Linked DNA regions of Homo sapiens: region 1 is linked to region 2. Evidence: read pairs that join two places in POLR2A ChIA-PET (ENCODE). Cell type or tissue: PC-9. All regions are shown on one strand. Each heading gives the region's core, and the rest is flanking DNA. Links, peaks and the distances in the headings are about the cores only.

The links. Peaks named below come from ENCODE experiments on the same cell type or tissue, not always from the same donor. Only the 100,000 strongest peaks of a DNase experiment are listed, where the experiment ranks them.
Region 1: POLR2A ChIA-PET joins it to region 2 with 5 read pairs; 6 of 35 experiments call an interaction of 5 or more read pairs at or near these places.

Annotation. Positions count from the first base shown.
Region 1 is chr14:34,720,054-34,725,432 of GRCh38, reverse strand. No RefSeq gene overlaps it. Among named protein-coding and RNA genes, the nearest start is that of CFL2, 8.2 kb to the right of the region's middle. RefSeq lists a silencer at 2,136-2,430. In PC-9, for the core only: a CTCF peak has its summit at 2,274; no DNase peak of the experiment used is centred there.
Region 2 is chr14:34,647,714-34,653,092 of GRCh38, reverse strand. No RefSeq gene overlaps it. Among named protein-coding and RNA genes, the nearest start is that of SNX6, 20 kb to the right of the region's middle. RefSeq lists a silencer at 1,031-1,249 and an enhancer at 3,589-4,427. In PC-9, for the core only: no CTCF peak of the experiment used is centred there; DNase peaks (open chromatin) are centred at 1,702, 2,082 and 3,512; H3K27ac peaks cover 2,753 bases.

The DNA of each region.
Region 1 (5,379 bases), core at 116-5,115, 72 kb before region 2:
AACACACCTGCATCTAGCTCTGTCGCTCAGGCTGGAGTGCAGTGGCGCGATCTCGGCTCACTGCAAGCTCCGCCTCCAGGGTTCACGCCATTCTCCTGCCTCAGCCTCCTGAGTAGCTGGAACTACAGGCGCCCGCCACCATGCCCAGCTGATTTTTTTTGTATTTTTAGTAGAGACGGGGTTTCACCATGTTAGCCAGGATGGTCTCGATCTCCTGACCTTGTGATCCGCCCGCCTCGGCCTCCCAAAGTGCTGGGATTACAGGTGTGAGCCACTGTGCCCGGCCTGAGTCAGCTCCTTTTAAGCAGCCTCCTGGGAAGTCAACTCGATATTGGTAGAATTAGTCACATAGCCATATCTCTTATCAGAGAGGATGAAAAATTCAGTCTTTTAGCTGGGGACATAAGCTCCAAATAAAGTGGGGACTGACATTCTTTTACTAAAGTGCAAGGGAAGAATGGACATTGGCGGCCCCGGCAATCTCTGCTATAATGTTTCAAACCGATGTGAGAAAGGCTGGGCAAAGTGGCTCATGCCTGCAATCTCAGCACCTTGGGAGCCCAGGTGGGAGGATTGCTTGAGACTAGGAATTTGAGACCAGCTAGGGCAACACAGTAAGACCTGACCCTGTCTCTACGAAAAATTAAAAATTAGCCAGGCGTGGTGGCATGTACCTGTAGTCCCAACTACGGGGGAGGCTGATGTGGGAGGATTACTTGAGCCCAGGAGAGCGAGGCTGCAGTGAGGTATAATCACAACACTGCATTCCAGCCTGGGCAACATAGGAAGACCCTGCCTTTAAAAAAAAAAAAAAAAAAAAAACAGTGGCCGGGCATGGTGGCTCACGCCTGTAATCCCAGCACTTGGGGAGGCCGAGGCGGGCAGATCACAAGGTCAGGAGATCGAGACCACGGTGAAACCCTGTCTCTACTAAAAATACAAAAAAATTAGCCGGGCGTGGTGGCGGGCTCCTGTAGTCCCAGCTACTCGGGAGGCTAAGGCAGGGGAATGGCGTGAACCCGGGAGGCGGAGCTTGCAGTGAGCTGAGATCGCGACACTGCACTCCAGCCTGGGCGACAGAGCAAGACTCTGTCTCAAAACAAACAAACAAACAAACAAAAACCCATTTGAGAGGATAAAAATTTCAAGCACCTTGGAAAGGAGACAGCTTTATAGGCCTCATCTACCTAGGAAATCTGTTCCATCCTTTCCAACTTAAAGTGATCCCAGGGACATCAGAAAAGTAGTGCGTCCTTCCCGCACCCCCCTCACCCTTTTGTAGGCAGTTTGTGGAAGGAGAAACAATTTAAAAGCCACTTAAGTCAACTCTGCTTCCATTCTTGATTGGTCTCTAACTAGCCGTGGGGCAAAATGATCTGTTAGGGAGGAAAACATTACAGCCTTTAATTAGAGTTTTGAAATTCAAGCCTAAGTAAGACATTGTGATAATTGAACAAGTAAGTGAAAGAAAAAATCACTTTAGGTAAAATGTCTAGATTTTTAAAATATTGTTTTACTAGAAAATATTAAAGCCTCCACAGCACTCTCCTGTTTTAAAAACCCTTCCAGGCCAGGCATGGCATGGTGGCTTACGCCTGTAATCCCAGTACTCTGGGAGGCGAGGCAGGCAGATCACTGAGTCCAGGAGTTGGAGACCAGCCTGGGCAACATAGCGAAACCCTGTTTCTACTAAAAATACAAAAATTAGCTGGGCATGGTGGCGCTCGCCTGTAATTCCAGCTACTCACGAGACTGAGGTGGGAGGATGGCGTGAACCCAGGAGGAAGAGGTTGCATGCAGTGAGCCAAGATCACACAACTGCACTCCAGCCTGGGTGACAGAGTGAGACCCTGTCAAATAAATAAAACATACATACATATATACCTTTCCAGAACGTCCTGTAACCCTTGGAACAAAACCCCAAAATCCTTAACAGTAAAGACTCCCACATTTTCTTGGCTCAAGGTGGCCTTAATGTCTCAGCAGTTTTTTTCAAGTTCCACTCAGGCCAAAAGAAATAACTAACATTTTGGTCTAATAAGTAGTTAGATCCAAACAATAAATATTCATGTCCTAACAACTTAGCATCTACTGGGCACTGCATAACTTTTCAAACCTTAGAACTGTATTGGGCACAGCCATCCACATCTCGTGCTCCACACCGATTTTCCCTTAGGTCTTGCTTTTTATCACAGCAAGGAGGGAAAAACACATCCAAAGGAACGTAGCTGGATTTAAAGTGGAAAATAGCTCGAGGTAGTAGTTCCTGTGATGTTCGACAGATGTCGCTGTGTTTCCCTCAAATTTTAAAAATATCCAAGGCATCCTGGTGAGTTTGCTGGTGCACCCCAGGGAGCCTCAAAACACAGTTCGGGACATGGTTTATATGGCCTTGTATTAACTGGCCCCTGACCGTTTCTTCAGCCTTATCTGCCACTGTTCTCCCTGCTCACTACACTACAGTTCTACTGGCCTTTTATTTTCCCAAAAGAGCCAAGCTCCTTCTTAGTCTTTTTTTCATGCTTTGCCTTCATGTGGAGGACTTTTCAACTGGAGAAGCCTTCTTTATTTCTCCTAGTTTATATCAGGGACCCTTGTTATTCTCTCACTAGCCTACAGGCTCCACGAAGGCAGGGACCATGTCTGTTTTCTACATCATCTTACACCCAGTGTCTAGCACAGTCCTTGGCACATAGTAGAAACTCAAGTGGTTTAAAAACATATGTTTCTGGCCAGGCGCAGTGGCTCCTGCCTGTAATCCCAGCACTTTGGGAGGCCGAGGCGGGTGGATCACCTGAGGTCCGCAGTTCAAGACCAGCCTGGCCAACATAGTGAAACCCCGTCTCTACTAAAAATCCAAAATATCAGCTGGGAGTGGTGGTATGCACCTATAATCCCAGCTTCTTGGGAGGTTGTGCCAGGAGAATCGCTTGAACCCAGGAGACAGAGGTTGGAGTGAGCCAAGATCATGCCGCTGCACTCCAGCCTGAGCAACAGTGCGAGACTCCATCTCCAAAAAAAAAAACAAAATAAATTAATTAAAATATGTTTCTATTGACATTCATTAATAAGTTAATCTTCAGATGCACAAGTAATCCAGTTGTGAAATACAAGAGAAATTCCTTTCTTGTTAGCACTTCAGTTCATCAGTAAGCAATTATAAATCTAAAAATTGATGACATCTTAGAATGTGATTGCTAGCATACTTATAATGACATTTTAAAAAACAAATTAGAGGCCAGGCGCAGTGACTCATGCTTGTAATCCCAACACTAAAGGGGGCCGAGGTGCGTGGATCACTTGAGGCCAGGAGTTCGAGACCAGCCTGGCCAACATGGTGAAACCCCATCTCAACTAAAAATACTAAAAATATAAAAATTAGCTGGATGCGGTGGCACGTGCCTGTAGTCCCAGCTACTCGGGAGGCTGACGCAGGAGAATCACTTGAACCCAGGTGGTAGAGGTTGCAGTGAGCCGAGATCCCACCACTGCACTCCAACCTGGGCAACAGAGTGAGACTCCTTCTTAAAAAAAAAAAAAAAAAATTAGATAAAAAACAGTCTTTTCAATAAATGGTGCTAGAACAACTGGACCATATGCAAAAGAATGAAGTTGGCCCACTACCTGACCATATTAAAAAATTAATGCAAAATAGACTATAGACTTAAAACTATAAAACTCTTAATATGTGAGTAAATTTTTATAACCTTAGATTAGGCAATGATTTCTTTGATGTAACACCAAAAGCACAAGCAACAGAAGAAAAATTAGATAAACTCCATCAAAATTTAAAACTTTTTAGTTTCAAAGGACACCATTAAGAAAGTGAAAAGACAGCCCACAAAATGGAAAAATTTTTTGCAAATTATATATCCAGTAAGGGACTTGTATCCAGCATATATGATGAACTCTTACAAATGAATAAAAAGACAAATAACTCAATTTAGAAATGGAGCAAAGAGGAATTTCTCCAAAGAAGATACAAGAAGCACATGAAAAGATGCTCAGCATCATTAGACATCAGGGAAATGCAAATCAAAACCACCATGAGATACCACTTCACAGCCATTAGGACGGCTAAAATAAAAAAGACAGACAATAACAAGTGTTGTCAAGGATGTGGAGAAATTGAAATCCTCATACATTGGGATTATAAAACGTATGAATGGGATTATAAAATGTATGAATGGGATTATAAAATGGGGCAGCCACTTTGGAAAACAGTTTGAGACCTCTCCAAAATGTTAAACATAAAGTTACCATATGACCCAGCAGGTATATACCCAAAAGAAATGAAAATATATGTTCACACAAAAATTTGTACATGAATGTTCATGGCAGCATTATTCATAATAGCCAAAAAGTACAAAAAACTGAAATGCCCATCAACTGATGAACAGATAAAGGAAGTGCGGTATTTCTAGGCAACAGAATGTGATTTGATTATAAAAATGAAGTAGTGATACATACTACAAACTGGACAAACCTTGAAAACATTAGGCTAAGTCAGAGAAGCCACTCACAAAGATCACATATTACAAAATTCCACTCATATAAAATGTCCAGAACAGGGAAATCTGCAAAGATAGTAGACTAATGGTTGCCAGAAGCTCAGAAGAAGACAGAATGTAAAGTGACTGCTAATAGGTATGGGGTTTTCTTTTTGGGGGTGATAAAAAGGTTCAAAATTAGATAGTTGTGATGGTTGCACAACTAAATATACTGAAAAACATGGAATGGTACACTTAAAAGGGCAAATTTCTTGGTCTGTGAATATCTCAATATACCTATTATTTTAAAAACATTTGAAAAATTATGTCTCCTTCATCATCTGCAGAATAAAGTTCTGACTGTGAGATTGTCTATAAAGCTCATAAGATCTGATGCTTCCTACCACTCCGTTATTCCCTCCAAACCCAGAGGCTCCAACAAACTACTTGGGGTTTCTTCTGCTTCACTCATGCACTGTAGCTTTGTACATCACTCGTGCACTGTAGCTTTGTACATTTGGTTCTCTTTGCTTTGAGTACCCTTCCTTCATCTGCCTAGTAAATGCCCACTTGTTCCTTAAGACCCAACTCACTCCATACTGCACTGGTGGCCCTCTTTGGTGCTCACAAGACATCCTGTGTATATGCCATTGTAGCATGCATGGGATTGTTTCATAAAGGTCAGCTTCCTTGCTGTGCTCCCACAGGACTGACTTTCTTCAAGGCAGGGACTATGTTATGTTTATCTTTGCATTCCCAACACCCAGCAGAGGTGCTCAATAAATGAAATAAAGGAATTAATGGATGGAATGAATAAACTCTCCATGCATGTATTCATTTTATGATCTCTCTCCAACTCTTATTCATGTCTCTTAACATATAGTTTTTA
Region 2 (5,379 bases), core at 104-5,103:
TAAGTAGATGCAGAGAAGTGTGGCAGCTTGTTGGTGTGAAATATCTGGGGAGTTCTCACCCAACCTGTCTAGAAAGTAAAGGAGTTCCTCAGGTGAGTAAAGATGAGGGCTATTAACGGAGGTTCTGAGGTGCAGGGAGACGGGAGAGGTAGCCCAGTCAGCCTATAGAGTGGGGGTGGCTGTGTAAAAGCAGGAAGAAAGGGAAATGCATAGCCAACAATTCTTTGCTAGAGAAGGATTGGAGACAGTGAGGAGAGAGTGGGTGAGATTGATAGTATGCTGGAGGTAACTAGGGAGAGGTAGAGAGTGGCATAAGAATGGGAATGAGAATAAGAGTGAGTACAAAAGTAAAGAATAGAACTTCATCAGGGTGGAAGTACTGGGGGGTGCCCTGCCACCATAGATCATCTATCCACTCCAAGAGGGAGTCAAGAGTGGCAGTTTGGGGATAGCACCAGGAGATATCAGCTATGATGTCTTGGAGAAACAATGTAAACCGGCAGTGTAAACAAGAGCAGGTCATTTATGAGTAGTTGAGAATGGTGAATAGGAGTATGACTAGACAGAATATAGTAGGGATGACAAGTTTTGGGGCACAGTCCAAGTAGTGGGGGTGACTGCATAAAGTCCTGTTGCAAAGAGTAGGGTAAGGATGGATAGACCTAATAGAATGAAGGGATGTATTAGGCTCATAAGGGTTATTACTGTTCTTCAGAAATGCAAATGAGTTTAAGGGAAGTAGGGGAGAATACTTGTGACTTCCAGGAGGAAGAGGAGATATCAGGCTGGCTGTCCGAGGGACACAGCTTTATCCTGGAACAGTGAACCCAATGGGGAGGGTCCTGCAGGCAGACGGCGGTTGGAGTACTATAGATGACTAAGTAGGGTCTAGTCCATTGAGGTTGTAGGGTTTGAGGGGTCAGACTCTTAACAAGAACTGATCGTCCAGCTAGGGTGTCTTCTTATGGCTAGGAATTTGGAATAGGCAAGAGAAGATTAGCAGCCTGGTGAATTTCCTGTCTAGCTTACTGGAGGACTGGAAGATAGCCGCCTAGAGGGCCGGTGTCTGGGACGAGGCTGGGGCCGAGTAAGAAAGTGCATCCAGGCCAGGCGTGGTGGCTCACGCCTGTAATCCCAGCACTTTGGGAGGCCAAGGTGGGCGGATCATGAGGTCAGGAGATCGAGACCATCCTGGCTAACACAGTGAAACCCCGTCTCTACTAAAAATACAAAAAATTAGCCAGGCATGGTGGCGGGCGCCTGTAGTCCCAGCTTCTTAGGAGGCTGAGGCAGGAGAATGGCGTGAACCTGGGAGGCAGAGGTTGCAGTGAGCCGAGATCATGCCACTGCACTCCAGCCTGGGTGACAGAGCGAGACTCGGTCTCAAAAAAAAAAAAAAAAAAAATGCATCCATATAAAAGTCTAAATGGACTGTACACTGTAGCATCTCAAGGACAGGCTCTAATTCTGAGAAGGGCAATAGGTAAAAGTACTGTCCAGTCATTTTTAAGTTGGAGGCTGAGCTTGGTGAGGTGTGTCTTTAAAAGACCACAGTGGCTTAACACAATAATTTTTTTTTCTCCTTCATTTCACAGTCCAGTGTACTCAGCAAGGGAGCTCTGCTCTACCTGGTCATTCAGCAACACAGGCTCCTTCTACTCTTTGGCTTCCCCTATCTCTTTGGCTTCCTCATTCTCTGCATTCAGCTGGCAGATATGGAGAGATGGAGTGTCTAGGATCACTGTGGTCAGCAGAATAATGGCCTCTAAAGATGTCCACATCTTAATCTCTGGAATCTGTGATTGTTATCTTTATTGCAAAAGATACTTTGTAGCTGTGATTAAATTAAGGGACTTAAAATGGGGAGATTATCCTGGATTATCTGGATGAGCCCTAAATATAATGACCTTATAAGAGCGAGGCAAGAAAGTCAAGGATAAAGAAGTAAGGAGATATGAAGATTGAAAACACTGGAGTGATGCAAGGAATGAGTCACAAGCCAAGGAATGCAGAAGGCCTCCAGAGGCCAGAAAAAGCAAGAATTCCCCACTAGAGCTTCAGAAGGAAGCAGCCCTGCCAACAACACTCTGACTTGAGCCCTGTGAAGCTCATTTCAGACTTCCGGCCTCCAGAAGTAAGAGAATAAATTTATGTTGTGTTAAGCAACTAAGGTTATGCTAAGTTGTTACGGATGTGCACACATCATTTTCAATCATGTTCCATTGAACTTAGTCACACAGCTACTCCTATCTGTATGGGAGCCAGGGAATATAGTCTCTCTACGTGGCCAGGAAAAAAAAAGAAAGAAGGTTGGGGCCAGTCACCCCCACATCCCTTTATGGAGGCTTCCAGATCATGGATCCTGTCACGCGCATCCCGGTGAAGAGAGTCCACCAACAGGCTTTGTGTGAGCAACAAGGCTGTTTATTTCTCCTGGGTGCAGGCGGGCTGAGTTTGAAAAGGGAGTCAGCAAAGGGTGGTGGGATTATCATTAGTTCTTACAGGTTTTGGGATAGGTGGTGGAGTTAGGAGCAATGTTTTGCGGGCAGGGGGTGAATCTCACAAAGTACATTCTCAAGGGTGGGGAGAATTACAAAGAATCTTCTTAAGGGTGGGGGAGATTACAAAGTACATTGATCATTTAAGGTGGGGCAGAAACAAATCACAATGGTGGAATGTCATCAGTTAAGGCTATTTTCACCTCTTTTGTGGATCTTCAGTTGCTTCAGGCCATGTGGATGTATAAGTGCAGGTCACTGGGGATATGATGGCTTAACTTGGGCTCAGAGGCCTGACAGATCCCACCAGCCAGACTGACCATCTTTCAGCTTCTCAAGAACACCACACTCCTGTCTCGCACCAGACCTTTATAACTACTGCAGTCTCAGCCTTTTAATGAGTTCTGTGGCAGGTGATGGTGGTTTTCACTGGAATTTCTGAAAGCCTTCCACACCACGTTTATACCATTCAATTAAATGCAAGAGGGGGAAAGAGGTTTTTTTTGTTTTTTTTTTGAGATAGAGTCTCACTCTGTTGCCCAGGCTGGAGTGCAGTGGCACAATCTTGGCTCACTGCAACCTCTACCTACCAGATTTCAAGTGATTCTCCTGCTTCAGTCTCCCAGGTAGCTGGGATTACAGGCATGTGCCACCACACCCAGCTAATTTTTGTATTTTTAGTAGAGACAGGGTTTTACCATGTTGGCCAGGCTGGTCTCGAACTCCTGGCTTCAAGTGGTCCACCTACCTCGGCCTCCCAAAGTGCTGGGATTACAGGCGTGAGCCACCTTGCCCAGCCGAGATATTTTTAATAATTTAGAATTTATCGCATGCTGTCAGTATGCTTTTAAAATGAGAATACACATGTTCTATCTGACTTTCCTTTTTAGAAACTGCAAAACAAGGAAATTGTGTAGATAGCAAGGTCAGAGAAGTGACTGAAAAATGTGGCTGTAGAATATAAAAGAGTAAGTAATTCAATACATTCTCTGAGTCATAAAGTAGAAGTAGAAAGAAACCTCAAGAGGTCATTTGGTTGAACTCTCTGCTTCTGAGAAGCCCTAGACTGAAATCATCCCAGATGAAGCTGGTGAAGGGAGCTGGTGGGAATTGGGGAGAGGAGGAGACAGGAAGAGGGCCAGGAATTGTGATCTATTCTAAGATCTCTAGGCATGGAGATGAGAAAAGACCTTTTCAAAGTTTTGTCTCAGTCCTCAGAAAATCTCTACATAGCTGAATACTCAATACTAATATTGGCTGGGAACTTTACATATGGAAGACCTTCTGGCATCCAACTCGGCTATCTTCTAATTTTGAGGAAGGGCTGAGGGTTGGGAAACTTCTGGGCCTCAGTCACACCCCAGGGAAAGCTAAATCTCAAGATCTCCCCCTACCTCAAGATCAGCCCTGACTGGGCTGAACTGCCAGATTAGAAAAGGGGCAGCCCTCCTGTCAAGTCATCTCTGCGTCCTAAAATGGGAAACAGGGCAAGAACCTCCCCTTACCATCAGCAGTTGCTTCAAAGCCTCTGATGCCCCAATTCCCTCCAAACCTAAAGAAATCAAGATCCTTGCGTCTGTCATTCCCTCCTCCTATCTCTCCCACTTTTCCTTTTTCTCCCCACCTAACTTTGTCTCCTCCTCCGCTCTAGACTATGGAAAAGTCTTACGAGCAGGCAGGAATATCTTGTTTACATAGTCAGAAGCTTGATATTCTTTTTTTTTTCTTTTGAGATGGAATCTTGCTCTGTCGCCCAGGCTGGAGTGCAGTGGCGCAATCTTGGCTCACTGCAAGCTCTGCCTCCCGGGTTCACGCCATTCTTCTGCCTCAGCCTCCGGAGTAGCTAGGTGGGACTACAGGCGCCCGCCACAACGCGCGGCTAATTTTTTTTTTTTTTTTTTTTTTAAGTAGAAACAGGGTTTCACCGTGTTAGCCAGGATGGTCTTGATCTCCTGACCTCGCGATCCGCCCACCTCGGCCTCCCAAAGTCCTGGGATTACAGGCATGAGCCACCGCGCCCGGCCATTTAGGCACTTGATATTCTAACTAGAAGACCCAAATGTCCTTCAAAAAAGGGCGGGTGACTGCTCTCTCTTGTCATGGGGCAATAAATCTCTAGGCTTTCAGTCCAGAGATGGGAAGCTAGCAAACAAAATTTAAGGAAGTATTTAGATTCATTGTTTTAATATTTACAAATACAAGTCCTGTTTCAGTAACAAGTGGCAAATCCAGAACTCAAATGCAGTTTGTCTGACTTAAGTCTGCACTTTTTTTTTTTTTTTTTTTTGAGACAGAGTCTCGCTCTTTCGCCCAGGCCGGAGTGCAGTGGCGCGATCTCGGCTCACTGCAAGCTCCACCTCCCGGGTTCACACCATTCTCCTGCCTCAGGCTCCCGACTAGCTGGGACTACAGGCGCCCGCCACCGTGCCACGCTCATTTTTTGTATTTGTAATAGAGACAGGGTTTCACCGTGTTAGCCAGGATGGTCTCGATTTCCTGACCTCGTGATCCGCCCGCCTCGGCCTCCCAAAGTGCTGGGATTACAGGCGTGAGCCACCGCGCCCGGCCTTAAGTCTGCACTTGAAAAAGTCATTCTTTAACTTTTCTGCTCAAGGTCAGTTTTGCTTTATATCCCCCAGCTTTTTACTTCTTTTGTTGTTGTTGTTGTTGTTTTTGAGATAGGGTCTTGCTCTGTTCCTCAGGTTGGAGTGCAATGGGGTGATCTCAGCTCACTACAACCTCTGCCTCCCGGGCTCAAGCGATTCTCCCACCCTCTCAGCCTCCTGAGTAGCTGGGACCACAGGTGCGTGCAAGCCCCATCTAATTCTTTGTATTTTTTGTAGAGGAAGGGTCTCACCATGTTGCTCAGACTGATCTCAAA